2 separate regions of the Homo sapiens genome follow, and region 1 is linked to region 2. Evidence: read pairs that join two places in POLR2A ChIA-PET (ENCODE). Cell type or tissue: HepG2. All regions are shown on one strand. Links, peaks and the distances in the headings refer to the core of each region. The heading gives the core; the rest is flanking DNA. Region 1 holds the start of LOC105373903 (a long non-coding RNA gene). Region 2 has its middle 55 kb from the start of ACSL3.

Region 1 (15,610 bases), core at 6,606-9,105, 72 kb before region 2:
AGAACATACCATCAACATTCACAAGCGCATCCATGGAGAGGGCTTCAAGAAGCGTGCTCCTCGGGCACTCAAAGAGATTCGGAAATTTGCCATGAAGGAGATGGGAACTCCAGATGTACGCATTGATACCAGGCTCAACAAAGCTGTCTGGGCCAAAGGAATAAGGAATGTCCTATAGGGAATCCATGTGCGGTTGTCCAGAAAACGTAATGAGGGTGAAGATTCACCAAATAAGCTCTATACTTTGGTTACCTATGTACCTGTTACCACTTTCAAAAATCTACAGACAGTCAATGTGGACAAGAACTAATCTCTGATCATCAAATACATCAAATAAAGTTATAAAATAGCAAAAAAAAAAAAAAGATTCACTGAGTAGTGGGAATTAGCAATGATTGATATGTTTACATCTTTGCCACAGTTAATGAGCACATTTTATCTTGAAACACAGCTTTTTAAACTTGTGTTTATGTCCCTCCTACTCCAAGTACCCTGGCAGATTTAATTTGGGCTGAGATTGAACTCCCCTCAGTTGGAATCTGTGGTTACTAACCACAATTAAATTCCTAAAGAAATGGAGATTCCCACTAGAAGTATCTGTCTAAATTATTCTCTCCCCAGTGACCATTGTCGAGACTAGGTTTAGACAAACTAAACATGGCTTCAAATCAACTCCAGCTCTAGAGACAAGAAACACTGGATCTTTGACCAACATACCCAGGAATATCCTGGATAGGAGTGCTGTCAGCCTCATGCTTGTTTCATTATGGTGGCAAAATTGTCACCACAGTTCCAGATATCACATCTAGGTTAAAGTTTCCTACTTTATTTATTTATTTTTGAGACAGGGTCTCATTCTGTCACGTAGGCTGGAGTGCACTGGTCAATCATGGCTCATCGCATCCTCGACCTCCCAGGCTCAGGCAATCCTCCCACCTCAGCCTCCTGAGTGGCTGGGACTACAGGCATGCACCATCACACCTGGCTAATTTAAAAAAAAAATTATTTTTATTTTTATTTATTTATTATTTTATTTATTTTTTGAGACAGGGTTTCACTACTTTGCCCAGGCCGATCTCAAACTCCTGGACTCAAGTGATCTACCCTCCTTAGCCTCTCTAAGTGCTGGGATTACAGTCTTGAGCCACCACACCTGGCCGTTTTCTACTTTATTTAGGAAACACTCTTCTTTCCCAAAATCCCTCTTGCAGACTTTCCTTGACATCTCATTGTCAGAACTGGGTCACATGGGTCACTCCCAGGTACAAATAGGGCTGAGAAAGTATCTGACTTTCTATTCTGTATTGTAGGAGTCAACAAACTGTAACTACCAAGATAATAGATAACTTTGGCATTGCAGGCCTTTTGGTCTCTGTTACAACTAATCTCTGACATTATGGTGCAAAAGCAGCCATGGATAACATATAAATGAACAAATGTGACTGTATTCCAATAAAATTTCATTTAGGGATGCTGAATTTTGAATTTCATATGATTTTCATAAAATACTCTTCTTCTTTTGATCTCTCTTCAACCATTTAAAAATATGAAAACCATTCTTAGGTCACAGCTATACAAAAGTTAGCAGCCTACTGGATTTGGGCCATGGTGTGCCAGCCCTGACCCCATGTGTGAGAGGAGTGTAGGAATGGCTTTGGGAGGTCCATCCACAGTACTGCCGCATACAGCCTCTGTGCCTTGAATGTGGGATATTGGAAAGTGATGACAAGCTCAATCTATCAGACCCACTTTAATTTTCCTGAGAGCCACAAGAAAAGCCTGCTTCTAAATTATATTCTTTATCATGAGCAAATTAAAGTTTACCAAATACCTTTAACACTGAAAATCTGTATTCCTGGGCCAAGAGGCCTAATGTATTTTACATATTTTGTTTTAAGTTGTCTTATAGTGCTTGCAAAATGGTCAGATCTGACCTGAGAAAACTCTAGAATACAGTCTAGTACTGTAACCAGAAAATTGGCACTGTAACATAGACATTTGCATAATTGTTCAAAGGTCTGTTTGCATAAGCTTTATGAAAATTCAGAGATGAAAATACCCTAGATATATTTATTCAGAGACAGGGTCCCACAGTGTTGCCCAGGCTGGAGTACAGTGGCATGATCATAGCTCACTGAAACCTTGAACCCCTGGGCTCGAGAAATCCTCCTGCTTCAGCCTCTGGAGTAGGTGAGGCTACAGACACATACCACCACACCTGCCTACTTTTTAAAAATTTTTGTAGAGACAGGGTCTGGCTATGTGGCTCAAGCTGGTCTCAAACTCCTGGCCTCGAGCAATCTTCCCTTCTTGGCTTCCCTAAGGACTGGGATTACAGGTGTGAATCACCACACCTGGGCCTAAATACTATTTAAAACAGGTGAGTGATATATTAGATATGTTGATCTATGATTATTCTTTTTGAAAATATCTTTAAAATGTTACCTGTTCATTTACTTAGAAACGTGTTGTTTTTGAACTTGACAGTTAATTTTATAATTATAATGTGTGTATGTATAGATGTATAAGTATATATAAACCTATATTATATATAAGCTATATATGCATATATAATTATAATAAAATAATATAACATTATAAATATACTAATATGTATATATGCTTAATAGTCAGGACACTCTCCTCCTTAAAAAAAAAATTGAGTTACATGCTGAAAAGTCTAGGGATTTAGGCACAGATCCAGATACTCAAATGCTATCATCAGGGCTGGGTGCGGTGGCTCACACCTGTAATGCCAGCACTTTGGGAGGCTGAGGCAGGCGGATCACCTGAGGTCAGGAGTTCGAGACCAGTCTGGTCAAAATGGTGAAACCTGGTCGCTACTAAAAATACAAAAAATTAGCCAAGTGTAGTGGCACACACCTGTAATCTCAGCTACTTGGGAGGCTGAGGCAGGAGAATCGCTTGAACCCAGGAGGCAGAGGTTGCAGTGAGCTGAGATCATGCCATTGCACTCCAGCCTGGGTGATGAGCAAAACTCAGTCTCCAAAAAACCAAAAATAAAAAAAAAACAAATGCTATCATCAGAATGCAGTCTTGCACCGTCTCTCCTCTCCTGTCTCCACTGTGTGGACTTCACTCTTAGACTCCTTTTATGGTGGTAAGATAGCTACCAGCAGCTGCAGGCACACATCCCACCGGGTCAGCATTCTCTGGGGAAGAATAGCTTTTATTTTCCCTAGGACTGGGTCTCATTAAACTGACTTATCCATCTATGAACCATCAGTACGGTCAAGAGGTTGGAATATGCTGATTGCCCTGGTCTATGTTGTGCAGTTCAGTGTGCTCTCAAGAGCTAGGGGTACGATGCAGATGGCTGGTTTGTCTGAACCATGTAGACTGAGTATAGAAAATAAGGGGTTCCCCGGCCGGGCGCGGTGGCTCATGCCTGCAATCCTAGCACTTTGGGAGGCCGAGGTGGGCGGATCACAAGGTCAGGAGATCGAGACCATCCTGGCTAACACGGTGAAACCCCGTCTCTACCAACAATACAAAAAATTAGCCGGGCGTGGTGGTGGGCACTTGCAGTCCCAGCTACTCTGGAGGTTGAGGCAGGAGAATGGCGTGAACCCGGGAGGCGGAGCTTGCAGTGAGCTGAGACTGCGCCAGTGCACTCCAGCCTGGGCGACAGAGCGAGACCCCGTCTCAAAAAAAAAAAAAAAAAAAAGAAAAAGAAAATAAGGGGTTCCCCAAAGGAAAATCAGGGTGAAACGATTCTGGAAAAACAAAACTGTCTGCTACAATAACATTTACATTTGACTTTTAGCAAAGGAGTCAGGAAGAGAATATGGAAACGGAGAGAAAATGAATGGGGAGGGAGAAAAACATGGGAATGTAAAGAACACATGTTTCAGTAAATTGGACAAGGTCAGTGCTTCATAATCTTGGCAATGTATCAGAAAAATCTAGGTAGTTAAAAAAAGAAAGGATTTCTGCACTGTATCCCAGACTGAGTGAATCAACATCTCTGAGAGTGGCATCTGGGATTGGTAAATATTTTAATCGCCCCAGGCAATCGAAATGCAGCTTATCCATAGACTCACTTTGGGAGCCATTGAACAGGGTTGCATGAAAGCACAGGCTCAGCTGCAAAACAACCTCAAATTACAGAGGCCTGACCAAGAAGCTGATTTCTTTCTTACCTAATAGTCTGGAGGCGAATGGTCCAGGATGGTGGGTGGCTCTGCTTCACGTGTTCATTTAGAGACCCAAGTCCTTTCCATCCTGCTGTTCACCAGCCCCTAGGGTGTTGTCTTTGTTGAGCTGAAGCTGGCTGCTACCACATCCACATTGCAGCCCACAGGGAAAACGGAAGGAAAGGACCAGAGAAGCACTGAGTTGTATGTTAAGGCCAAGGCTCAGAAGTGGCACACACCACTTCCACTTTCATTATATTGGCCTAAACTTAGCCACATGGCAGCAAGCTGCAAGAAATCTGGAAAGTGTAGTCTTTCTTTAACCTAAGACATAAAAATTTTTGCCTTGACTCTCTAAATACACACACACACACACACACACACACACACACACACACAGAGGTAGGTGGGCATATGCTGAGCTAAAATTAGACACCTAAAGTTAAACATTCATTACTTTCAGTTAAACATCATAAATTGAGTGCCTGCACTAATATTTATTCCTTCCCGAAACTCCGTAAATAAAGGAATAAAAATGGTCAAAAGTAAGAAAGTCCCAAAGAGAACAGGAGATGAGTAAGAGGAGAAAGTGATGTCAACACTATTTTGCAAAATGGAAAACAGAAGGACAAGTGGAAACTGACCTGGCAGAGCAGAACAGGCAGAAACTTAATGCCAGAGAGAATTGAAGGGGAAAGTCCGGTAAGGAGTAAGCTGATTCCCACTGCAGAACCTGGGAGAAGCTGAGCTATGGAAGGCACCACCTAACTGAAGGTTGAGGGTGGAGGGAAAATCCAGAGAGAGGAATGGGAAGTCCCTTGAAGTAGCAGTCAGGCTCTCAGATTTCCTGCCCTAGTTCCTGGAGCATAGTCACCCTCTACCTGGATAGGCACCGGAGCTTTGCTCTTGGAAATTTTAGGGAACCTCTGAGCTCTGGGACACCAGGCTCAACCAAGGGGATGGGGGTGGTGAAGTGCCCTTAAAGCAGATTCAGTGGAACTTCCTATTAGATGGTAAATTCCTTAGTCCCCTTCCCACACTAGGTTCCCATGATCCTAGGCAGCCACTTTTATATTCCTCCAATGGGAGACTGGTGAGTTCCTCTCTGGGGAAACTGACCAACAGAAGAGGGAAGACCTGCCAGGTTCCAATTTCTGTAGGTCCCCATCTGCCACACCATAGTGAAGCCCACCAACAGTCTTTTCACACAGAGCTGCCACTCAGCTTTTAGTGACAGTAATGGACATCCAGGAATCACCAGACATTTCAAGAAAGGCTTCAACAGGAGAGAATATACCAAACAAGGAACATGGGAGAGATGAAGATAGCAGGAGAAAACTTCAGAAAATGGTCATTGATATTTTTGGAAAGATAAAATTTTACAACAGTAAAACAAGAACAGAATGTAATGTAAAAAGGAACATTTATTAAAAAAAGAAAGTGACATAACTACATGGAGATGATGGGTGGAGGAGAAAAATAGGTGCAAGAATGCGAGGGAGTCAAATCCTCCTGTTGCATGGGAGAGTGCTAACAGATGAGGTCTAAAATTAAAAAGTGAAGAAGCAGCAGTTTAAGCATGCAATGTAGACATATAGAAAAAGCAAAAGGAGTTGAAAATTACTGACGCTGGAAGCAGGATTGGAAGGTGAGGCAGAAGACTGCTGGTTTTCATTATAAGCTAGGACTGTTTGATTGATTCATCCATGCCCATGATGATGTTAAAATATATTTTAATATTTTTATTGGTTTTAATATTGACATTTTATACTTTAAAATAACAAAAAATACTACTTCATATTTTAAAGACTATCTTCCAAGAAGATGTTGAGATATAAATGTAGTAGAAGCCTCTATATGACGTGATCAGTGTGAGATTACTGTCGAAGCACTAGGGCGAAAAGGCAATTTAAAGGAAACTTGGACTTAAGACCTGAGACATTTGAAAGAATCCTGGAACTTTCCTGGGGGAAAGTGGGAATTCCTATTTTAAGAAATCTGAGCAAACTGTTATAGGCCAAGCTGCCAAATGTCTGTAGAGGGTTGGCAGGTGTTGTAGAAACTGCAGATCCTCTGGTTTTTAAAATTTTGTTTATATACTTGAATAATAGGAAGTCAGTTTGTTTGGATAATATCTGGAAATGAGACTTTTCTTTTTAAGTTATAACAGAAATACTTTGCATAGCTTTAGTCAAACACTAGTAATTGACTCCTCAGAAAACCCCCTCCCATCCCCCCAGCTGGTGTCCCATTAAACGAGTTGGATACTTGCTTTCTCTGTCTTCCTCTCAGCCAAGAATGCCCATGTGACCTAGTTTTGGCCAATGAGATATAAGGGAGTCTGCTTAGGGGCTTCTAGATGTTTCCTCCTGCCTGATGGGAGGTTAGTGCACAAGGAGAAAGATTCTGCATCCTGCTTTTGAACAGTGTGATGATATCATTTTGGAGCTGTCTGTGGTCATCTTAGCAAACCATGAGGGCAATTCCAAAGGAGTTATGAAGACAACAGTCCAAAACCCTGGCATCGATATATCCCAAACAAACACCAGTAACTAACTTAGGTGTCCCTGTTATGCAAGAGCAATATAGCCAAGATCAATCTGGTTTTCTGATGTTTGCAACCAAAAGCATCCCTACTCTCACCATTGGTCCGAATATGCCATTGGGTTATTTTTACAAATGATATCGTGGTCTCAGTGATTAGGCAGTATTGAGTGAAGGGAGGTAAAATGATTTACTCACATCAATGTGATCATTCCATTCAATTCATACTTTTGTAAGACAGTTTATAATGGAGCCCCTGAAGAGGTGTGCCTTGACACACAGATGTTGCAAGTGCGATGAATTTTTGACCCCTCAATCCTGGGGGTTAGCAAGAGAGGACTGGAGTAGCAGGAGTCTCTAGGGCTACCAGAGTCCCAGAGCAGTGAAAACTCCCTCTGGGCCTCTTTACCTGTTTACCCAAATCACTGTGCAAATCTAATCCTTTCCTCACAGTGCTGTCAAGTCAAATATGCCAGGAAGCCATACTCTGGGATTTACTTATGGCATTTATGTGCATTCTCTCTCTCTTGGTTTTCACAGAAGCATTCTGAAGTTATTATTAATCTCATCTTCCAAATGCAGAAATTGAGATTTAAATCTCAGCGCCCCAATCCGTACAGCCATTTGGTAGCAGAGTCAGAATTTGGAACTAGGGCTCCAGACTCACTCTCCTGCTGCAGAGAATAAGCATCCTTATTATTCCCAGCTCCCCATTCTCATTATACACTTTCCTCTGAGCGTACCTGACAATGGTCGACTTTCATTGCTGAGAGGGGGTGGCGGGAGGAGGAAGCGAATGGGGTGATGTGATGTAAGCCAGGAGAACGAGGGTGGCTCAGCCAACTCAAATCTCTTTGTTCATGGTTTGTGAAGATGTGACAAGACCAGAGAAGCCAGAACAGAAGATAGAGGCCACATTGTTCTGCTGGCCTGGGGCCGAATGTACTTCCTCACCATGTGTTTCTTTAGCCTCCTGAACTTTGCTCGATGGCATTGTACTGGCCACTGTGCCAGCTGCTCAGGGTGGGAAAAAGAAGGAAGAGTTTGCGTGGGAGCAATCTGGGCTATGTCCCAGCATATGTGGCATTTCTGCTTGTTTCTTTAACTTCCAGAGCTGTTTGTCTGAGACTTTCAGCCCTGGGGCTACTACTGGTCAGAATGTTTTATTTCCACTTGTGAACCAGGATGGTGGGGATCTGGAAGAGAACTAGAGGCATCTGGGGACCAGAGGGTTAGTCCAGCCTTCTCCAGGATGAATCCATTTCCCCAAATCACAAAACCAGTTAGTGACAGAGGCAAGAAAGGGACGAAATTCTCCCCCAAGTTAGTAGAGCTGGCTCAGGGAGAGTCCAGTTTGGAAGCCGCTTCCTGGATGTGTGACCCTGGCCAAGAAACTTCTCTCCAAGCTGGAGGTTCTCCATCTGTAAAGTAGGGATTATAAAAGTGCCTTTTCTGTAGGAATGAAAGAAGTAGTTGAGGTTATTCATGTAAATAGCAAACTCTACTGCCTGAGCACACAGGATGTGCTGAAATGTTTGGTTTCTATTATTACTGATTCCTAGACAGCTTCTCTCTGTTCAGTTTTGCAGCTCTTTAGTGTGCTAATAGCTAACTGTGAGGATCACAACAGAAAGTGTTCCATTCATCAAAACACACTTAGAGCTGGGCTAAGTAACTCATATCTGTAATCCCAGCGCTTTGGGAGGCTGGGACTATAGGTGTGAGCTACTCAGCCCAGGTCTAAGGAGTTCAAGACAGTCTGTACTAAAAATACAAAAATTAGCCTGGCATGGTGGTGTGCGCCTGCAATCCCAGCTACTCAGGAAGCTGAGGCAGGAGAACCACTTGAACCCAGGAGGTGGAGGTTGCAGTGAGCCGAGATCGTGCCACCGCACTCCAGCCTGGGTGACAGAGTGAGACTCTGTCTCAAAAAAAAAAAAAAAAAAAAAGAAAAAGAAGTAGAAAAAGAAAAAGACCAGCCTGGGCAACATAGACTCTATCTCTGTAAAAAATTGCCAGGCATGTGTGTGTGTGTGTGTCTGTGGTTCCAGCTACTCATGAGGCTGAGGCAGGAGGATCACTTGAGCCCAGATGCCTGAGGCTGCAGGGAGCTGTGACCATACCTCTGCACTCCAGCCTGGGTCACAGAGTGAGATCCTGTCTTAAAACAAACAAAAAACCAAAATCAAAACCAAAAAAACCCCCTCACTTTACTGTATGTAAGTTATAACTTAATAAAATTGAATTTGGTTTTATGTTGAAGTATTTATTCTATCACAAACCATCAAGCCTCATTAAAAACATGTAACGCTGTCATTTCAGCAGATCCTTACACAATTATAGCTGCAACTGAAACCATGACAGCAAAAGGTATCAGTTTAGAGGGAACTGAATTTTTTAAAGTGTTTTAACATTAGTCTAAGTGTAGGTGTAATGGATGTCAACTTGAGTGCAGTTATAGATATTTGCCCAGAGTATTGCTTAAGTCTTCTAAAAATCTCAGTATCCAATTTAAAAAATGTGCCTTGTGGTTAAACAATGATTGTTTGGGGGGCTTTAAGGAAATTGCTTATTTTTCCCTTGCAGCTTATATGCTTTTCCTTGCCCAAAGATTTGAACAGTTTTTAATGAACTCCAGACTTTATTTCTCTAAAGCTTTGTAAAGTCAGAATACATTTTCCTGCTTTCCCCTTCACCCAAGCAGAGGTGACCTGGCTCCTCGGGAACCTGGTGTCAATGGTGGCTCTCTCATGGTGGCATCAAGATCTACCCTACATTATAATGATGTGTGAACATGTCTTATTTTCTCTTCTGGATTTTTAGCTTTTTGAAGTCAGGGGCTGTATCTAAATGATGTTCCTACTCCTAATGCTTCTGAATATCATGCTGAATGCAAGAAAAAAATCAGCCAATCATTACTGCTAACTGATAAAATAGAATTAAGAAGTGATGTATTGTTTCATAAAGAACCTGAATAAATAGGGGGAAAAATGAACAAAATACTGTTTCATTATTATTAATGGGTAGAAGCAGAAATTAGAAGTAATATGCTGTTTCAGAGGGGATGCTAGGTCCTTGGTTTAGTAAATAGACAATCTTCCATTAACATGACAATTATTTCCAAATTAATGCTTCTGACTGAACCTGGAATTAGGGCACCTGAACTGTAATCCCAGCTCTGTGATTAGCAAACTGTGGAAACTTGGCCACATCCCTTGGGCTTCTGAATATCAGTTTCCTCCTCTGCACAGTGAAGGGATTGAAGTCGTTATTACATCATCACCCAAGGTCCTTCCAGTTTTAGCATCTGCCAAGTGCCTCCTCTTGGTGTCATCTCAGTTCCTTGGACACAGGAGACCCTCAGGAAATGCCTGTGAGTTGACTGAGGGAGTTAGTTAAGCGGTTGGACTTTAACATTGTTTATTTTGCCAAATCTTTTTTATGGATAAATATAAAACTAAATCTCAGCCCAGCCCCTCTTTACATTAGCATAAATTCCAAATTGGCAGTTTTCAAATTACTCACATTTTATATTAGCTATTTTTAATTTGGAGATGTCACTTTTACATCTTTCATGTCTGATCCATGAGTTACAGGGGTTTTTTTTCTAGATAAAAGGGATATTTAGAGATTGTCTCATCCAAGATTCTAAATCTAAGGTCTCTAAATCTATAGGCTTTAAGTACCCATGAACTCCCCCAAATGTAGCCCTCAGAATCTTGTCATTCATTATTGGTTTTCTCAACCTTCTTTTTATTAGTAGCACTTGTCACCACCTGAAATTCTCATGTATTCACTTTTGTCATCAAGTCTGTGCCAGAGCTCCGCACCGTGACTATGAGTTCCAGGAGGGTAACACTTCATTCTGTCCTATTCACCGCTGCATCCCACGGTTCACAGAACAGGACCTGACGTTCAGTAGATGCTCAATAAACATTTGCTGACTGAATGAATGTGTAAGCCAAGGAAGTCCCAGTTCAATATCACATTCCACAAACTCACACATCCAATTCCACAATCCTTTTTAAACTATGTAATTTCTGGAGTTTCTAGAATAAGTAACGAAAGGAGGTGGGAATATCTTCCAAATATACATCAAGCTTCCTAAAAATCCTCTTTACCCACCCATCTCTCCCACATTTCACACATCAAGGCAGAGATATCTTGAGCTGCCTTTTCTCATTCTTCCCAAAACTCTTTATGCTGGGACCTTGTCATCTTCATTTCCTCTCTCCTCTGTGCCCCCAAATCTATTCTTTTTGTTGAGATATAATTTATGTACCTTAAAATTTAACTTTTCAAAGGCTACAAATCAGTGATTTTTAGTATAGTCACAAGACTGTGCAACCATCACCAATTCCAGAACGTTTTCATCACCCCATAAAGAAACCTGTGCCCATTAGCAGTGCATCCCCATTGTTCCATCCTTCCAGCCTCAGGCAACCACTAATCTACTGTCTGTCTCTATAGATTTCCCTGTTCTTGGCATTTTACATAAATGAAATAATACAACCTTTTATGCTTGGCTTCTTTCCTTTAGCATCATGTTTTCAAGGTTCATCCATGTTGCAGCATGATATGAGTCCCTCATTCCTTTTTATGACTGAATAAGATTCCATTGTGTAAATGTACCACATTTTGTTTACCCATTCCTCGGCTGATGGGCATCTGAGCTGCTTCCACTTTTTGGTAATTATGAATAACATTGCTATGAATATTCATGTACAAATGTTTCTGTGAATATTTCTTTTCAGTTCTCTTTGGTACATAGCTAGGAGTGGAATTGCTAGGTCATGTTTAGCTTTTTCAGGAACTGACAAATTATTTTCCAGGGTAGCTGAATCACTTTTACATTCCCACTAGCAATGTGTGAGGGTTCTAATTCTCTACATTCTTACCAACACTTGTTATTGTCTATCTTTTTTATACTAGCCATCCTAGTTGATGTAAAGTGGTATCTCATTGTGGGTTTTGATTTGCATTTCCCTAACGGCAAATCAGACTAATGAGACTGAATATCTTTTCATGAGCTTTTTGGCTACCTTCACTGGGGATATGTCTTTTCAAATTCTTTGCCTATTTTTAAATTTAGTTATTTGTCTTTTAATTGTTGAGTTAGTAAGAGCTCTTCACATAGTCTGGACACAAGTCCGTTGTCAGATAAATGACGTGTGAATATTTTCTCTCTTTCCATGGGTTGTTTTTCACTTTTGTAATTTTGATGAAGTCCATTTTATCTACCCCAGATCTATTCTTACCTTCTACATCAGCGCCCTGACCTTTCTTAGGTAAATCAATCCAGCCTCTCTTGTTACGTCCAGTTCTCCTCTCTACAAGTTCCTGATCTGTTTAACAAAGATCCTGAGGAAAGTAGAGCAAATACAGTATCTTCTTCAGAATGTGAAAAGATGAGTAATGTTTGTCACCTATATTTTCATAGTTTTGTCCCTTTCAGATATACAAAAAATACCGCCCAATGGGTTCACCTTACCCACTGCCTACACAGAGCCGATTTCTCAAGACGGGAATCACAATAGAGAAAGGATAATTAATGCAGAGCCGGCTGAGCAGGAGACTGGAGTTTTATTATTACTCAAATCAATCTCCCCCAACATTTGGGGATCAAAGTTTTTAAAGACAATTTGGTGGGAGGGGAGGGGCAGTGAGTTGGGGAGTGCTGATTGGTTGGGTCAAAGGTGAAATCATGGGGCGTCCCTGTCTTCTTGTGCTGAGTCATTTCCTGGGTGGGGGGGTCACAAGGTCAGATGGGTTGGTTTCTTGATCTGGGTGGTGCTGGTTGATACATCAAGGGTAGAGTCTGCAAAACATCCCTAAACTGATCTTAGGAGCAGTTTAGGGAGGGTCAGAATCTTGTAGTGCCCAGCTATGTGACTAGTAAACCATAATTTCTAATCTTGTGGCGAATGTTAGTAGTTTAGTCCCCAGGCAAGAAGGAAGTTTGTTACGGGAAAGGGCTATTATCCTCTCTTTGTTTTAAACTATAAACTAAGTTCCTCCCAAAATTAGTTCAGCTTATGTCCAGGAATGAACAAGGACAGCTTGGAGGTTAGAGGCAAGATGGAGTCGTTTAAATTGGACCTCTTTCACTGTCTCAGTCACAATTTTGCAAAGGTGGTTTCAATATTTAGGCACAATATGCATTTTTCTGAGCAGATGAGTCTATAGATTTATTTCATCAGATTTTCAAAGCTGTCCTTGATGCCAACAATATTAAGAAATGTGCATGTAGACTCATTCTCTTGTGTTTCAGGAAAATGAGACCTAGAGCAGTTGAGTGATTTGGCCAAGGCCACCCAGCTTAGTAGTGACAGTTCTGCAGATACTCAGTATCTTGGTCTGTTTTTGTGTTGCTGTAAAGGAATATCTGAGGCTGGGTAATTTATAAAGAAAAGAGGTTGGCCTGGCACAGTGGCTTACACCTGTAATCCTAGCACTTTGGGAGGCCGAGACAGGTGGATCACTTGAAGCCAGGAGTTCAAGACCAGTCTGGCCAACATGGTGAAACTCCATCTCCACTAAAAATACAAAAATTAGCCAGGCATGGTGGCACATGCCTGTAATCCCAGCTACTTGAGTGGCTGAGGCATGAGAATCACTTGAACCCCAGGAGGCAGAGGTTGCAGTGAGCCAAGATTGTGCCACTGCACTCCAGCCTGGGTGACAGAGCAAGATCTGTCTCAAAAAACAATAAGAAAAAAAAAAGAAAGAAAAGAGGTTTATTTGGCTGATGGTTCTGCAGGCTGTATAAGAAGCATGGTGCCAGCATCTACTTCTGGTGAGGATTTTACGGAGCTTCCCCACTCATAGCGGAAGGTGAAGGGGAGCTGGTGTGTGTGGAAACCACATGGCCAGAGAGGAAGCAAGAGATGGGGCAGGCACCAGGCTCATTTTAACAACCAGCTCTGGTGAGAACGAATAGAGTGAGAACTCACTCACTGCCCCGCCCACACACAGGGAGGGCAATCATCTATTCATGAGGGATCTGCCCCATGACCCAAACACCTCCCATTAGACCCCACCTCCAACACTGGGAATCAAATTTCAACATGAGATTTGGAGAGATCAAACATCCAAACTATTGCACTCAGGTTTCCTTATCTTCCTCCCTGACTCACCATCACACCATCCCACTGTACCATGATGCCTACAGAATTTCACATTGCAGGTAAATTTCTCCAGGAGCAGCACATGAATCCAGTACCAATATTTTATCAAATATTTATTTTTCAGAGACTAAGGCCAGGCAGTATTGACTCGGAAGGCTGTGTGGGAGCTGGAGAACCAGGTGAGTCTTGGTAGGAAGCAGAAGCATCGGTCCTGAGGCTCCTCATGTTTTCAAGGTTCATCCATGTTGCAGCATGATGAGTCCCTCATTCCTTTTTATGACTGAATAAGATTCCATTGTGTAAATGTACCACATTTTGTTTACCTATTCATCGGCTGATGGGCATCTGAGCTGCTTCCACTTTTTGGTAATTATGAATAACGTTGCTATGAATATTCATGTACAAATTTTTCTGTGAATATTTCTTTTCAATTCTCTTTGGTACATAGCTAGGAGTGGAATTGCTGTGGTCCCAGCTACCTGGGAGGATGAGGTGGGAGGATCACTTGAGCCTGTGATGTCCAGGCTGCAGTGAGCCGTGATCACGCCACCGCACTCCAGCCTGGGCAACAGAGTGAGACCCTGCCTCCAAAAAAAAAAAAAAAAGCCGAAATCCTGATAAAGCTCAAATTAAAAAGTCACAAAAAGAAGAGTGGGGGAGGGGATGGTGAAGATAAGGTACATCACCACCTGGTCTGGGCTTGGATGGAAACAAACTGCAGATTTAAATCAAAGGCGGTGCATATGGTGAGAAATGGATGCGGAATCATGAAAATTAACACTTACTTAGCAAAGTGGGAAACAAGAAAGATGGTACAACTGACAACCTTAAGTGATCCCTTCTCCCATTGTAGACAATTGAAGAATTTTCTTTAGGCACTACAGTCAAAGACTATCTTAGAAACTTTCAGGCCGGGCACAGTGGCTCACGCCTGTAATCCCAGCACTTTGGGAGGCGGAGGTGATCAGATCACCTGAGGTCAGGAGTTTGAGACTAGCCTGGCCAACACGGTGAAACCCTGTCTCTACTAAAAATACAAAAATTAGCTGGGCGTAGTGGCAGGCACCTGTAATCCCAGCTACTCTGGATGCTGAGGGAGGAGAATTGCTTGAACCTAGGAGGCGGAAGTTGCAGTGAGCCAAGATTGCACCACTGCACTCCAGCCTGGGTGACAGAGCTAGACACTGTCTCAACAAAAAAATAAAAAGAAACTTTCTGGCCAACTTTTTAGTTCTGGGCTTTTTTTTTTTTTTTTTTTTTTTTTTTTTAGCAGTCAGCAAATAAATTTCTAAATGCTTACTTGGGCTTCAAGGTTAATACTTTGGCTAAAAAGTCTGTCTAGTGTAGTAATATGGTACCAGTGTTTACTTCCTGGTACTGGTAATTGTACTATTTATGTACAATGTTGACATAAGGGAAACTGGGTAAAGGATATGTGGGAATTCTGAACTTTTTATTACAACTTTCCTGTAAGTCTAAAATTATATCAAAATAAAAAGTTAAAAATTAAAGAGAAAAAACTTTGGCTGAATTTTTTTATTTTTTGCATTTCCAGAAATTTATGTTGTAGGAATATTTTCTTTATGAAATCATAATGCAAAATAGTAACCAATAAACAATCAAACATAACAAGCCTTATTGAACTTGTATATTTATTTTATTTTATATTTGGAGTAGATGTTATATTTTTAACATTCAAAATTTAAATATTAAAGAGTATGTAGTGAAAAATTTTCCTCCACTTTTAGCCACCACTCATACATACACACGCACGCGCATATA
Region 2 (15,610 bases), core at 6,677-9,176:
TTTTTGAGACAGAGTCTTGGTCTGTCACCCAGGCTGGAGTGCAGTGGCGTAATCTTGGCTCACTGTAACCTCTGCCTTCCAGGTTCAAGGGATTCTTCTGCCTCATCCTCCCAAGTAGCTGGGACAACAGGCATGTGCCACCACACCCAGCTAATTTTTGTATTTTTGGTAGAGACAAGGTTTCACCATATTGGCCAAGCTAATCTGAAACTCCTGATCTTAAGTGATCCACCCTCCTCGGCCTCCCAAAGTGCTGGGATTATAGGCATGAGCCACCGCACCCAGTCTTATTTTTCCAATTTTCTAGACAATATTTAAAGAATGCAGTGGATTGGTATTCTAAAATCCAAGTTTATATACTGCCCAGAAAATACCCTTTAGTTGATGCACTGAGAGATGACCCAACTGTGTTGACAGGTGATCCAGTCTTTTAGCTACCTCTGCTTACTTTTCCTGGGTTATGGGGAGCCTTGAGATAAGTATGAGGCTGTAAAGGTGTAGGTGTGGCCCAGGTGTCTGCAGCTCTGAAGGTGGAGGTGCAGCCCAGGTGTAGCTCTTTGAACCAGCATTCCCCTTAACATGACAGGTCAGCTCCTTTCAGAACTGACCCACCACTTGATTGGAGAATACTTCAGCAGGAAGCCACTTGGTTGTACAGTGGGAATCTCTTAGAGATGCACAATTGTTTCTGGACTCAATCCCAATCCCAGGAACCTCAGCGTGAGGTGAGATTTGGGTGTCAGGCAGGATGGGCCCCATGGCCTAACGAAACCTACTGACATTCATTCTAGGTTCACATTCAATTGTAGCCAGTACCTTAAAGGGAGCAATTTTACCAAGTTCTAGGCATGGACACTGTGCACATTGACAACATATCTTTGAGTTTAGTTCCCTCCTGATCTTGTTGGCAAATTGCTGTTCATAGACAAATTCTTTTCTGCCATATACTTCAGGATTTCCCATTTCCAAATTCAGATAACATTCTGCTATAACGAAGTTATTTTAGGATTAATTTATTAAGATGTTCCTTTGTTTCATTGCCTGATGTTGCAAATGTAATTTTGGAGATCATATCACTATACCAAAGAGATTGCGTTCTTAACACAAAGAGGACATTTCTTATAGGTCTTATAGGTTGTTACCTGCAAGCAATTTTGTAATTACTTTCTGAAGGTTTTTATTGTGTTGACTAAGAGAAATCAGTTGTTTTCATTGCTTAAGGAAGGATTAAGGAGTTTGTTTAAGGAGAAACACGAAATAGTTTCCCAACTGGCACATCTGTTAAGGGTACAGGTAAGCTGGCTTGGAAGCGTCCAGTCTGGAAATTCGCCTCTGCACTGTTTTCATGGTGAGAGTTGTGGATAGGAAGGGGAGGTGATGGAAAAGGAGTAGAGGGGTAAAGTGCAACTCTACACACAGGCAGTCAACTCCAGCAGGACAGGAATGTCTTCATGATTCTGCTGCTTAACTCACACACTCAGCTGATCATGAGGCGTGACTGTTCTCTTCCTGAAAGAAGGCAAGACATACAGACAAACGTTCATTGTATCCTTGCTCTGTGGAAGATGTGTGCTACATAAACTCTTCAGGGGAAGACAAGGGACTATAAGAAACAGTCTTAAAGCCATCGATTTAGCAGGAGTGATGTTAAACACCATTAAAGACATTAGTACAGTCTGGGCAACATGGCACAACCCTATCTCTACAAAAAAATACAAAAATTAGTCAGTCGTGATGGTGTGCACCTGTAGTCCCAGCTACTTGGGAGGCTGAGGTGGGACCTCTTGAGCCCAGGAGATTGAGGCTGCAGTGAGTTGTGATCATGCCACTGCACTCCAGCCTGAGCAACAGAGCAAGACTCTGTCTCAGAGAGAGAGAGAGAAAGAGAGAAGATGGTCACGTGGATGTCAGTGTAGGGTTTTGATACCTGTCCCCTTCAAAACTGCTCCTTGGGCTTCCTACGTGCACTCAAATGAATGGGAATTAAGTGGCTAGTCAGTTCCAAAGTACTGAGGACCCCCCTCTCCCCAATGCAGAGCTTCTTCCACAAGCAGCACTTGGCCCCTGGAAGCCCAAGCAGGGATTCCCTCACTGGTCTCCCTATCCCCCACTGGGCGCCTGGGCACATGGAGGAAGGAGATTCCAGGTCCTTGTCTCTACCGGTTTCAGAACAAGGAGTCGGATCAAAGAATCCACAATTCAGAGGGCAGGGAACACTGGAAGAATTTTGCTCACTACTACGTCCCCAGGGCCAAGTGTTGAGTAGAAACTCAACAGAGGCTGACTGAATGAATGACTGAATGGAGCATGACATAGAGTAAGAGTTTCTGTTTATATTTTATGCACCTAATGGAGTGGATTCCTGAAAGAAGGAATTCAGAGTGGATTCCATTAGATGCATAAAATACAAACAGAAATTCTTACTCTATGTCAAGGAAAACATGGCATTATTGTAGGTTGAATCAAACATACATAATTAGACATACATTCTTGCTGCATTTTAAAAAATCACAGCCACTCCAAAATTAATTTTAAACATTTTTCACTTAAGCCATAAAAAGTTATTTCTTTTTAAAAATCTATTTTTTCTAGAACCCTAGATGGTTAATATAGAATAAGCACATTAATTGAGATGACAAAATTGGGGTTACTGGTATTTAAAAATTATCTTTGCATAAAACCTATTTTGTTTTACCTAATCAAACAATTAAGTATTTCCAATGGAATGTTGATTGTTTGGAATACAAAGTACTAAGTAAAGTGCTCAGATTTTTTTTGTTTGTTTTTATTTTAAGAATTGACCAACTATCAATTATCTTTTTTTTTTTTTTTTTTTTTTTTTTAAGAAGGAGTCTCACTCTGTCGCCCAGGCTGGAGTGCAGTGGTGCGATCTCGGCTCACTGCAACCTCCACCTCCTGGGTTCAAGCGATTCTCCTGCCTCAGCCTCCCGAGTAGCTGAGATTACAGGCATGAGCTACCGTGCCCAGCCTAAATATAGTCACCTTCTGAGGTAGCTTGGCATATGAATTTTTCAGGGGACACAGCTTGGCCCACAGCAGAGGAAACACCTAAGATTCAGTCCAGCTGCCTTCTGACTTATTGGATGTCTATATCTATCAGTTCTCTCACTCCCATTTTTAGATCTGTTTTCTAAAATAAAAGGACTTTATCATTTATTAAGACTACAGAAAAATATTATTCTAACTATAAAAAATTGCAGATAAGTGAAATTAAAAAGTGAAAATATTCTTACTCCCCAATCACTGTTAAGAGTTTGATATAGGCCAGGCACAGTGGCTCATGCCTCCAATCCCAGCACTTTGGGAAGCCAAAGTGGGTGGATCACTTGAGGTCAGCAGTTCAAGACCAGCCTGGCCAACATGGTGAAACCCTGTCTCTACTAAAAATACAAAAATTAGCCAGGCGTAGTGGTGCATGCCTGTAGTCCCAGCTACTCGAGCGACTGAGGCAGGAGAATCACTTGAACCTGGGAGGCAGAGGTTGCAGTGAGCCGAGGTCGTGCCTCTGCACTCCAGCCTGGGTGACAGAGCAAGACTCTGTCTCAAAAACAAAAAACAAAACAAACAAAAAAAGAGTTTGGTATATATTTTTCTTCTAGTTTTCTTCTAAGCATAATAAAAATCATACTTTTAAAAGTAACATATGTATTAGATATACTGTTTTTTGCAATGTTCTTTTTTCATTTAATATATTTCCAAGTCAACCTTGTCTGGAATAACATTTTTCCATATTTTGCATAAGTTATTTTGCAAAACTCAGATTAAGGGCATTTGGAGCAAACACAGGCAGAAAGATGTTTTGGACAAAGTAACAAAAATGATGTAAGTGAAGAAATTAATGCTGATTTTTCCCTAATCTAAGAATTGTTCTTTTTTTTTTTTTAAGACCCTGTGGTATACTGCAGTTTGGATTAAATAGAATGAATAAATAAAAAATGACAACAGTGACTTTGTTTTAGGAGTGGCTTAATCTTCCCTATCTACTTCCCCACCTCTCGTGGAGTTAAGCAGTGTACAAGTGACTTATATGAAGGCTGATTTTATATACAGCATATTTAGTTTTCTTGCACTTACGATGTATTTGTTATAAAGGATGTTATTACTGTTAACAATTTGTCGTACGAAAGGATGCACTTCCTGTCAGTTCTTCACCACTAATTTAACAGGATTTTCCCTCATTTGTATTAACCATAGTTTTTCCTGAATTTTTTTTCTAACCCTAATATAATGGAGTAACTGGACAATTTACTGCCTTGTGGCCTAAGAGGAATGACATGCTTTGACATCTGAAGTTAGTATTTTTGAAGACAGACAACCCAACAGAACCCCTAGAGAAACACACTGAAAAAAATGAAACCCCCAGACATGGTTAAAGACCAACTGTGCTGTTAACTGTGGAATTGCTCTCCCTAGCTGGTGCGTCTGAGGCAACTCCCTGTCTCCCAGCAGCTGTTAGACAACATGATGGTATGCTGTGCCAGGTTTTGATCTGTCTCCACTGTGGAGATGGATTGCAATCCATTGAAAGAGCTGAGATTGTATTAATATTTTGAAATCCGTGAATTATAATTTTCTTTCATAAGTGTGGCATGAAGCAGAACTTGACAGCTGCTGCTTCATCTTCAAAGCACTGTCTGAAAGTGAATCTGTCCACGTGTTATTTGCCATCATTTCCCTTCCTGGTCACATCGGCCGGCAAGTGGGTGACAGTTTGTGGATGCCAGGGATCCTTGCTGCAGTGTGACAGTTCCTTGCACACAAGCTGAGGAATCAGAACAGAAGCTGAGTGACACCCTTTACAGCTCAGGGACACCTGCTTGGTGAAGCCAGTTCATCATTCATCCAGCATGCATCTTTTCATTTTTCTGGCAGTGACTTTTACTACCATTTTGATGAGTCCAAGTGCAAATAGGACTTCTATTAGAACAAATAGGAACTCTCTGGGCACTTTAATAAAGCTATCTGGCTGGGAAAAATGATGTATTATGTGTCTGGATAATTTAAAATGTTGTCCCATGATTGAAACATAGTGCTAAAATATGTACGTTGACTAAACCAATCATGTCAAATTAATATGGATAGCCAAGAAGTATAATAACAAATACATGGATGCTTTGGCTGTCTACACTCTTCTTCACCAAAGTGAGCACTTTAATTAGTTTCATGGATAACCTCATCCCCATGTTTCTTTATGTATATGAAAAAATGATACATTTTTATTTTCTAATTTTTCTACTCAAAAGATTGTACAATAACCTGACTAGTCTGCATTTTGTTCTTTTATTGAATATATCTTAGAGACCTTTCTATATCAGCATGAAGTGAGTGTCCTTATTTTAAAATTCTATTTATTTATTTATTTATTTTTGAGACACAGTCTTGCTCTGTCACCCAGGCTGGAGTGCAATGGTGCGATCTTGGCTCACTGCAACCTCTGCCTCCCAGGTTCAAGTGATTCTCCTGCCTCAGCCTCCCGAGTAGCTGGGACTACAGGCGAGTGCCACCACGCCTGGCTAATTTTTGTATTTTTAGTAGAGATGGGGTTTCACCATATTGGCCAGGCTTGTCTCGAACTCCTGACCTCAGGTGGGAATAAACGAATTATATTCATTTTGGCCCACTTTGGCCTCCCAGAGTGTTGGGATTACAGGCGTGACCCACCCACCACACCTGGCCCTTATTAGTTTAAACAACTTTATTGAGATATAATTCACATACCACACCATCACCATTTGAAGTGTACAATTCAGTGGCTTTTTCTAGATCTACAGAGTTGTGCATCCATCACCATGATCAATTTTATTGCATTTTTATTGCCTCCAAAAGAAGCCCTATACCTTTTAACCATCACTTTCCCCAGCCTCCCCACCCGACTCCCATCCGTTTGCCCAAGGTAACCACCAGTCTACTTCTAACTCCATAGATTTCCCTTTCTGGACATTTTATGCAACTGGAATCATACAATATGTGCTCCTTTGTAACTGGCTTCTTTCAGGTGACATAATGCTTTCAAAGTTCATTCATGTTGTCCCCTTGTTCTTTTTGATAGATGCATAGTATTTTATTATACAGAAGTACTGTAGTTTGTTTGACCAACTATTCCCTTATTAGACACATGGGTTGTTCCCAGTCATTGCTCTTTCAAGCAACACTGCAGTGAATAACCTTGAACATATGTGTTTTCCTATGTGTGCTGGTACATATGCATAACACATACCCAGAACTGAGATTTTTGGAGTAGATAGTAGCTACAACTGTAATTACGTTTGATAGTGCCAAATCACTGTATTACACTTTCACCAGCCACGTATGAGAAGCCTGTTTCCTCCAGCCTTGCCAGCATTGCATGTTGTCAAACTCCTAGGTTTTTGCTAATCTATGGGTGGAAAAAATAGAGCATCTCCATGTGGTTTTCATTTGCATATTTCTTATTATGGTTGAGATTGATATAGATAGTTATTGACAATTCTTAGGAGTTCCTTGTTTGAACTACATTTTTTTGGCTTCATCAGAGTGGTGGTTACAGTCTGTCAGCTATGATAATTTGGTTTTCCACAGTGTTTGATTTTTAACATCTTTTTCATATTGTATTTTTGAACTGAGAGTTATAATAAAGACATATATTTTAAGCATAAATAATTATTTGCATAACAAAAGTATCAAAATGAATATAATTTGTTTATTCCTAAGTTATTTTGCTCTTATTTTCCTAGAGTAATTTAATAGGAAATCAATTATCTTTTACTAGTTACGGTTATTTTGGTTGGCAACATAACTGTCCTTATTATGAAACTGCAATCCACATTAAATAAAAACTTCTATTTATAACCAACTGAACTACTTTATTATATGTTAGATGCCTGTCACCAGTCCCATTTGGAATTTCTCAGAAAAAAATAAGCTTTAGTATTTCCTGAAAAAAGAAAAAATACTCTTTCTCTAAATATTCTCCCTCCTTCATTAGATATTTTATCAAGTGAGTGTTCTTTTGAAACTAAGTTTTTTTAAGGACTAAGCGAATCTATCCATGTTTGGAATCATCTAAGCTCACTGTACTGAAATTCTGGGACTTCTGCACAAATTATTTGCATTTTTTCTTAGCAGCAAGTCGTGAGAGGTAAACATTTTTCTCTCAAAGAATACTATTAGGCATTGAGGTCTAATCTGCACACACACCTAAGAAACTCCTGGGTGTCAAAGCAGGACAGGAGACATGCTTGCATGGGTTACCCTACATCTCCTGAAAGGAACCATGTTGAAAGCAGGGCTGATGGCCAGGCCCCTTAGGACTCTGACATAAACATTCCCAAAGTAAAACCATAAACAAGCCTGCCCTAACTTGTACATGGACTGTCCTGATGCTTCCGAGAGAACCAGGCATGAGACAGAGAGCCTCAGGTAACAGGTGTCAGAATCTGGAACAGGTGAGTAATTGCAATCAGAGGAGGACAGAGGTGCTCTGGAGGGTGCCAAGGTGTTAGCCATCAAAAACTCTGAGACAGCTTCCTAGCGTCTGCAGCAGAAGTTCTTATTCCTGTAAGTCGGAATCTCTTGCATAAGCTGAATCCTCTGAGAGGCCATGCCATTTATTATTAGGCAATGGCAACCACAGCAACAATACTAATACAGAGTGCCAACGCGTTTGACCTCAGCTCACATATTTCCCTGCTCTGTGCATGTCCACAAATGACTGAGAGAGCACAGGGAAGACTGGTCTGGGGACTAAGTGAAATTTTAGCCAGTAGGTAAAGTTGCAAGGATAGAACCTGGTTCTAACAAGGAGTAACTGATACTGTCACCATTGAGAAAAAAAGAAAATTCCCCCTCACCTTTGAGGAACATAGCCCTGGTTGCAGAAGCCACAGAGCAAGGAAACTGATTACAAAGAAGAGCAACTCTGAGTGTTCCAGGGCTGCCACAGTGGGGCCAGCTTGAGGTCCGACACTGATTTTCTGTGGGCCTCTGGACATGTCACAACGTTTCATCAGCTTCCTCGTCAGCAAAACTGATATAACACTTCCTGACCTACCTTCTTCAAAGGGATGTTTTGAAACTAAAATGTAGGAACTCTGAGGAACTAAATAAATTAGATAATGAATTGCAAAATAAATAAATAAATATGTAAATCTAAGGATCGAGGGAAGTTATTTCTGTATGGGAATAGTAGTAAAGGTAATTTTTATTTTCTTTGATTCTCTCTAAATTTTTTTCACAATGATCTCTAATACGAATTATGTTTATACTCAGAAAAAAATCTTTAAAAGCCAAAAGCACTCGTGAGAATGACCTAAATTTCTATGAAACTGCTTGGAAAAGTCAAAATGTTAAAGATTATTTCATTTTCCTGAAATAAATCAATATAAACAGAGGGTTAGTAAACTGAAATGAATTCCAACCTGCTCTGTCATGAATGGAAAAACAAGTCTCACCTGGTTTGGATAGTTAATTTTGTTGTCAGAGCCATTTAGCTCAGGGCTACTTTTGTAACATTAAAGAAAGTCTCCTGCACTGCACAGACTCCACCTGTCCCCACCCAGCCCCCCAGAACTGCCCTTGACTTCATTTGCTCTGAAAGAAAAACAAAGGGAAGGAGGGCGAAGTTATTTTCTCTCAGCACGTAATAGAATATAAAGGGGCAGGGAGTGGGAGTCTAGGACAGTGTATGGCCCAGCTCTCCTAAAAGGAGAAGCCTGCACTAAGTTTCCCCTAGATCTAGTAATGCAGTTTTTAAAATGTAACATTTGTATGCTGGATCCAGGAACAAAATCGACCCACTGTTTAGAAGCACACATTTGTCTCAGCACTTTTGGACAGAGGAGGTTTGTCTGATTGGAAAGCGCACTGCCTTCCATAAACAGGCATTTACTTGCCATCAGATTCCTCCCTGTCATTTCGACTGGACACACAATTCTTTTTCATTTTCTAATCTAAACTGTCCTATGGTGTGGCTGACGGTAATTCAACAGCTGGGATGTTTTATGATAGAGATAGTTGGTACGCCATGCTAGGTAATGTGATCCTAAAATAGATTAAAGAGTGAAGCCTCCTTCAGCTCTCCTCTCTGGCTTACACATAAAACACAAACCTGGCTAATATATCTTATCAATTCCTAGACAATTAGGCCCCTTGCAAAAGTCAGCAAAAAGATCACTGTGTAAATATTTAAAACCACTTTTAGATATGCCAGAAGAAAGAACCACCTTGAAGAATTAATAAGGAATGGTCAACATGGTTATGACTTTTGTCTGTTCTTGATATTTTTCTTTTTTTTTTTTTTTTTTTTTGAAACAGGGCCTTGCTCTGTCACCCAGGTGGAAGTGCAGTGGCATGATCATGGCTCACTGCAGCCTTGACCTCGGGCTCAAGTGATCCTCCAACCTCAGCCTCCTGAATAGCTGGGACTACAGGTGCTGCCACCATGCCCAGCTAAAATGTTTCATTTTTTGTAGAGATGGGGTTTTCACCATGCTGCCCAGGCTGATCTCAAACTCCTGGCCTCAAGTGATCCTTCTGTCTCGGTCTCCCAAAGTGTTGAAATTACAGACACGAGCCACCGCATCCAGCCATGATTTTTTTTAATAAGAAGAAATATAAAGTAATTAATGCTTTCTGAAGCATTGTTGTAACGTTAATTCTGTTTACACAAATAACATGCTGTGTAAGCTTGACTTAAAACATTAACTGTGTCCCACATAAATTTTTATAGAAAAGTCTGTCGTTTCACAATAATCCTTCAAAACATTGCTTCAAAGGAACCTAGAAATGCTAGCCCACTTCGGGAGGGAGCAGAAACCAGCAGGGGTTGAGAATGGCCAGGGGTACAGTTTGAAGTCAGGGGAGGCAGAGAGTCTGGTGTCTGAAAGCTCATTAAAACAGAGATCCCTGGCCAGTGTGGTGGCTCACACCTGTAATCCCAACACTTTGGGAGGCCGAGGCAGGTGCATCACCTGAGCTCGGGAGTTCAAGACTAGCCTGGGCAACACGGTGTAACCTCGTCTCTACTAAAATACAAAAAATTAGCCGGGCTTGGTGATGCATGCCTATAATCCCAGCTACTCAGAAGGCTGAGGTGGGAGAATTGCATGAACCCAGGAGGCAGAAGTTGCAGTGAGCTGAGATGGTGCCACTGCACCCCAGCCTGGGCGACAAAGCAAGACTCCATCTCAAACAGACAAACAAAAAACAACAGAGATCCCAAGGAAAGAGGTTGGCAGATGACAAGCTGAAGGGAATCATGCTTAACTAATAGCTAACACAAATGGTGTGGGTAAAAATTTAATTTAACTAATTAGTTTATTTATTTTTTTGATACAGAGTCTCACTCTATCACCCAGGCTGGAGTGCAGTGGCGCGATCTCAGCTCACTGCAACCTCCACCTTCTGGGCTCAAGCGATTCTCCTGCCTCAGCCTCCCGTGTATCTGGGACCATAGGCATGTGCCACCACACCAGGCCAATTTCTGTATTTTTAGTAGAGATGGGGTTTCACCAAGTTGGCCAGGCTGGTCTCGAACTCCTGACCTCAGGTGATCCACCTGCCTCAGCCTCCCAAAGCGCTGGAATTACAGGCATGAGCCACCATGCCCAGCCTTGAAATTTTAATTTTAAACAAGTTTACCAACTGGAAGTGCTTATGAACATATGAAATATGTATTATCATCTTGATAAATATACTCACAGATCCAGTAATATATATATCATCAAGTCATTTAAATTTCTGTATTATGAGAATTTTTTTGCTTGTAAGTGAAAGAAATTCAATCAAACCAGCTTAAGCCACTAAAAAAGGGCAGGCAATATGGCAACTTTCTGAAATTTCCACTTGAAATTGCTGTGAAACTGAACCTGTTCTAAAAAATAAAGTTTATTTATGCAAGAAAGATGCCAAGGCTGGAAAAAAAAAATAAAGTCTACTTTAAAAAGGGGGTGACAGGCAGATCTGGGGGTAACTGACAGTGTGGATGGAATATTTTTGCCACCCAGATTCATTATTTAGAACAATCCAGATAAGGACTGCTCCTAAAACTATCCAAATGCATGAGATTTTGGTTGGACCTTCGTGATTTTTATCACAGATTAATTACGAGGATAATGCTTTATATATTCTTTTGTGGGGAAAAAAGATCTGTTATTGTACTGCTATGAGAGAATCACTAAAAAGTTCTTATATGAGTAAGGCAGTTAATCCTGATCCTAAAGATGAACATTCGGTAGTGGCATTTGTAAGAATATCCTTAGAAGGAAACTGAGTGTGGAACGTGGCAAAATTGATGATGGTAACCCTGGTGGAAACCAGTCTATTTTGACTTCTCTGTCAATTCATAGGCTTTGGAAAATATTTAGTACCCCCCAGGTACATTTTAAGGCATTTGAGAAGAGTCTTGAAGACTGCCAGATTCTCAGGCTGTTGGAATTTCATGAGCAAGAAGGAAAAATAAGTGAAAACAAAATGATATAAACTCTGGACCATGAAACAAGGATTTGGTTTTGTGGGACATTCAAATAAATATACAGGCAAACTATTTTTGCTGACATGTATAAAGTAAGCCTTCCTTTTAAGCCATTAGACAGAAGCAGATGTCAAAGATGAAATCAAAGAAGGTAGAATCTTGGGTTAGCTGAGCTCAGAGGGACCCCAGAAATCATCTCTCCAGCCTTGTCATCTTACAGTTAGAGACACCGGAGCCTAGAGAACCCAAGTGACTGGCCCAGCTGAGGCTCTTTCTTCCGTGCCACACTTCTCTTGAAATAAAACACACTGAAAGAGCGAGCAATTCCTAGAAACTCCTCCATGACTAGAGGGAAAAACAGAAGGAAGGGAAGGAGGAAAAGGAGATCCTTGCTCAAGGAGGGAGTTCCTCTTCCAGTGGCTCAGCCCAAAGTCCCTTTAATAAATTGTTCTTAAACTTCAGGCAGACATGTCTGTTCATCCCATCAGTTACTCCCAATTATTCATCATTAGTAACCAACGTTCTGTACCCAGTTAAAAATGAGACGGACTTGAATGGATAAAATGTGGTACATCTAGACAATGGCTTATTGTTTAGCACTAAAAAGAAATGAGCTATCAAGCCATGAAAAGACATGGAGAAAACCTCAATGGATATTATTAAGTGAAAGAAGACAACCAGGAAAGGCTACGTACTGACTTTCCGGAAAAGCCAAAATTATGGAGACAGTTAAAAGTATCGGTGGTTTCCAGGGGTTGGGGGAAGGCAAAGATGAATAGGCCTAGCACAGAGCGTTTTTAGGACATTGAAAATCCTTTGCATGATACTCTAATGATGGATACGTGTAATTATATACTTATCCAAACTCACAGACTATACAACACCAAGAGTGAACCCTAGTGTAAACTGTGGACTTTGGTGATAATGATGTGTCAATGTAGGTTCAGCAATTCTACTAATCGTTCCACTCTAGTGGGGACATCGACAATGGGAAGGCCGTGCATGTGTGGGTGAAGGGGGCATATGGAAAGTCTCTGTCCTTTCTCTTAACTTTGCTGAGAACCTAAAACTGCTCTTAAAAAAAGTCTTAAAGAAAGAATAAGACTATGAAAAAAATCAAGATTTTAAAAAATGAAGTGAGTTTCAGGATAGAATGCAAGGAAATGTTAGAAACGCACCTTATATATGCATATTAAAAGGAGTTAATTGGCTTTTAAAATATTAATCTTAATAAACTTATTGTCTTACTAAAAAGTTTATGAGACTATATAAGTACTAATCTAATAAACAATGCTCTATGACCTGAATATCCCAAATATTAGTTAGTAGGAGGATAGATGCCTGCAAGCATGAAAGAAAGATTTAGTTTTGGATTTTCTGTCAATTTCTCGAGTAACTTTGGGAATGTCACTGTACTTTAGTTGTAGCTTCTCAACCCATAAAAAAGGGTAATAAAATTACCCACTGAGGGAACCTCAAAGAAGTGTTCTTACGATTAATGAGTTGATGATGCTGACTTGGCTTACACACCTGAGATGAAAGGCTGTGTATAAAAATGTAATGCCATTGTTGTTATAATTCCTGTTATTGTTCATACACAAGCAAATATAGGTGCACACGTTAGTCACAGCTAAAGATTAGGCCACCCAAGAAAAAGAATGAGTGCCTTTATGAATTGTGATTTCATTTGCACTATTACGTTTTCAGCATTATTTTAGTTAGATATACACCCTAACTTGAGTTATTGTTATAACAAAATGATTTCAAAACCTGACTTCCTGGTAGGAGATGAGGAATATGTGGAATGTTCCAGTAGCCAGCACTGGGACCTTCATAGTGCCTCTTGGATCTCAGTTTCCAAGTCAGTAAAATCCAGTTGTAGGATTAGGTGATCTCTGACTTTTCTATTAGCGCTGAGAGTTTACAATTCTCTATCACTCCAGCAACCCTGAGGGCCAATCCTGCAGCTGATGAAAAATAGAAGCCCTAGGATGAGTACAGTGGCTCATGCCTGTAATCCCAGCACTTTGGGAGGCAGAAGTGGGCAGATTGCTTGAGCTCAGGAGTTTGAGACCAGCCTGGGTATCATGGTGAAACCCCATCTCTACAAAAAATATAAAGTTAGCCGGGCATGGTGGCATGCGCCTGTGGTCCCAGCTCCTTGGGAGGCTGAGGTGGAGGATTGCTTGAGCCCAAGAAGTTGAGGCTGCAGTGAGCCTTGATAGTGCCACTGCACTCCAGTCTGGGTGACAGAGTGAGAGCTTGTCTCAAAAAAAAAGAAAGAAAAGAGAGAGAGAAGGAAGGAAAGAATAAAGAAAGAAAGAGAGAGAGAAGGAAGGAAAGAATAAAGAAAGAGAGAGAGAAAGAAAGAAAGAAGGAAAGAAAGAAAGAAAGAGCAAGAAAGAAAAGAGAGAGAGAAAGAAAGAAAGGAAGGAAGGAAGAAAAAGAGAGAAAGGAAGGAAAAGAAAAGAGAAGTTGGGGAAGGTTGGTTTTAAAACTGAGCAGTACAGTGATGTTTTAATACAGCTGTGCTGTAATCTTCGTTCTGTTACTTTATATTACTTGTAGTCAGACTTCCTCATCTGCAAATGGAGCTCAGAGCTCAGTGACCCTTCAGAGGGTCATTGGGAGGATTACATGAAAGGCTTAGATAGTACCCGGCACATAGGAAATGCTCAACCAATGTCAGATTTTACCAGGCTCTGGAAGGACCTACGTAGCGTCAACTTCACTTGCTCTGGCACCTGTACAACATTCACCAAACACTCACAATGCTCCTAGCAGAGTGCCTCCCACCCAGTAAATGCTCAAGCTAAAGACAATTTTTTTCAAGAAAAGTTTGAATTGCTTATTAATTCAAATCATTGTGGGCTGCAAAGAGCCTGAAAAGTGTCCCCCCAAACTATGCAGAATGGCTTTTGCATGTGCTCATAGCTGAACCTGGTTCTGACCGTTCATTCATCCATTAATTCATTCACCCAAGCACTCATTTATTTATCACTTATTTATCTGGGTCCCTGTGATGCACTTTGTGTAGCGCTGAATGCCAAGAAACAATTTTGAACTGGACAAAATCCCTCAGGGATCTTGCATTCTAATGACATCTAAACTGCTTCTTCCATCTTCTCCGTCTCTGAATTCTCTTTGCTTGTTTCCTGTTGCAGCCAGGGACCTTTGAGGTGACAAAGCTCCCCAAATCGGTATTCATTTGGAAAGCGGAGAAGGCGCCTGTCCTTCTCTGTCGCACTGGCTTTGTATCTGTGACAGTATGCACTGTGCTTAATCATGACAGGTACCAACTATGTTTTTGGGTTTTCTTTGCCGGGCACTACACTAAATGCCTTGTTTTGTATTATCTCCTTTCATCCAACCCAGTGGGGTAAGTAGTAGGTATAATTATCAGCTCTTTTTGGCAGATGTGGAAACTGAGGCATAGGACGTTTAAAGCAACTTGCCCAAGTTACAGGGCCAGTAAATGTTTGAGCTGAGATGTGGAGGCTTCAAGTCAGAATTGCCTAGCTCTGTGTTTTCCCTATGTCTCACAAAGGTTTTAGTGAAATACTTGTTTTGGTTTCCACTTAGAGGCCCTCTTTGCCCCAGTCTTTCCTCCCCATCCCTTTAAGACTGACAGTCTCCATTGAGATGGTGCCAGACATAGATAAGAATGAAAGACTCGGTGCTATTCTAGGGACCGCTCCTCTCCTCCTCTCCAGGGCCTAAGACTTTTGTCCTGGGTCAAGCCTCTTGAGCATGGCTCTCTCTCCCTTGAGAAAAGGTTTTTCACCACGAAGTTCTCCAGCCCTTAATGCAAATTGACATGTGGCAGGCAGCTCCAGATCTGAGTATCTCTTCTGCCCTATATTGCAGAATTAGACAACATACCCACGTTGACCTTTTCTGCATGATCTGTTCTGGATATGACTAATATATGCAGTTGCTGAGACAAACAAATGATTCTGTTCACCCTCCCAAACCTAGGTGCCAAAGTAGCAGATTGCTAGTGGGCAGGGTGTGTCATCTCATTTACCCGCTCTTCCTAGAAGCACATACATATAGCGTTGCAGAGAGTTGCTTACAGAGTGGGAGAGGAAAATTGTTCTTATGTTAAGGAACAGGCTTAATAGTGCTTAGGCCAGCTCA

What was found. Peaks named below come from ENCODE experiments on the same cell type or tissue, not always from the same donor. Only the 100,000 strongest peaks of a DNase experiment are listed, where the experiment ranks them.
Region 1: POLR2A ChIA-PET joins it to region 2 with 20 read pairs; 5 of 35 experiments call an interaction of 5 or more read pairs at or near these places.

Annotation. Positions count from the first base shown.
Region 1 is chr2:222,726,525-222,742,134 of GRCh38, forward strand. It overlaps LOC105373903 (a long non-coding RNA gene), which reads left to right and starts at 13,439. Exons shown (of 4, transcript XR_001739904.2): 1 at 13,439-14,007. It also overlaps the pseudogene RPL31P17. RefSeq lists an enhancer at 4,133-4,252 and a silencer at 7,566-7,860. In HepG2, for the core only: no CTCF peak of the experiment used is centred there; DNase peaks (open chromatin) are centred at 7,097, 7,597 and 8,257.
Region 2 is chr2:222,798,231-222,813,840 of GRCh38, forward strand. No RefSeq gene overlaps it. Among named protein-coding and RNA genes, the nearest start is that of ACSL3, 55 kb to the right of the region's middle. In HepG2, for the core only: a CTCF peak has its summit at 7,945; DNase peaks (open chromatin) are centred at 7,671 and 7,991; H3K4me3 peaks cover 1,395 bases.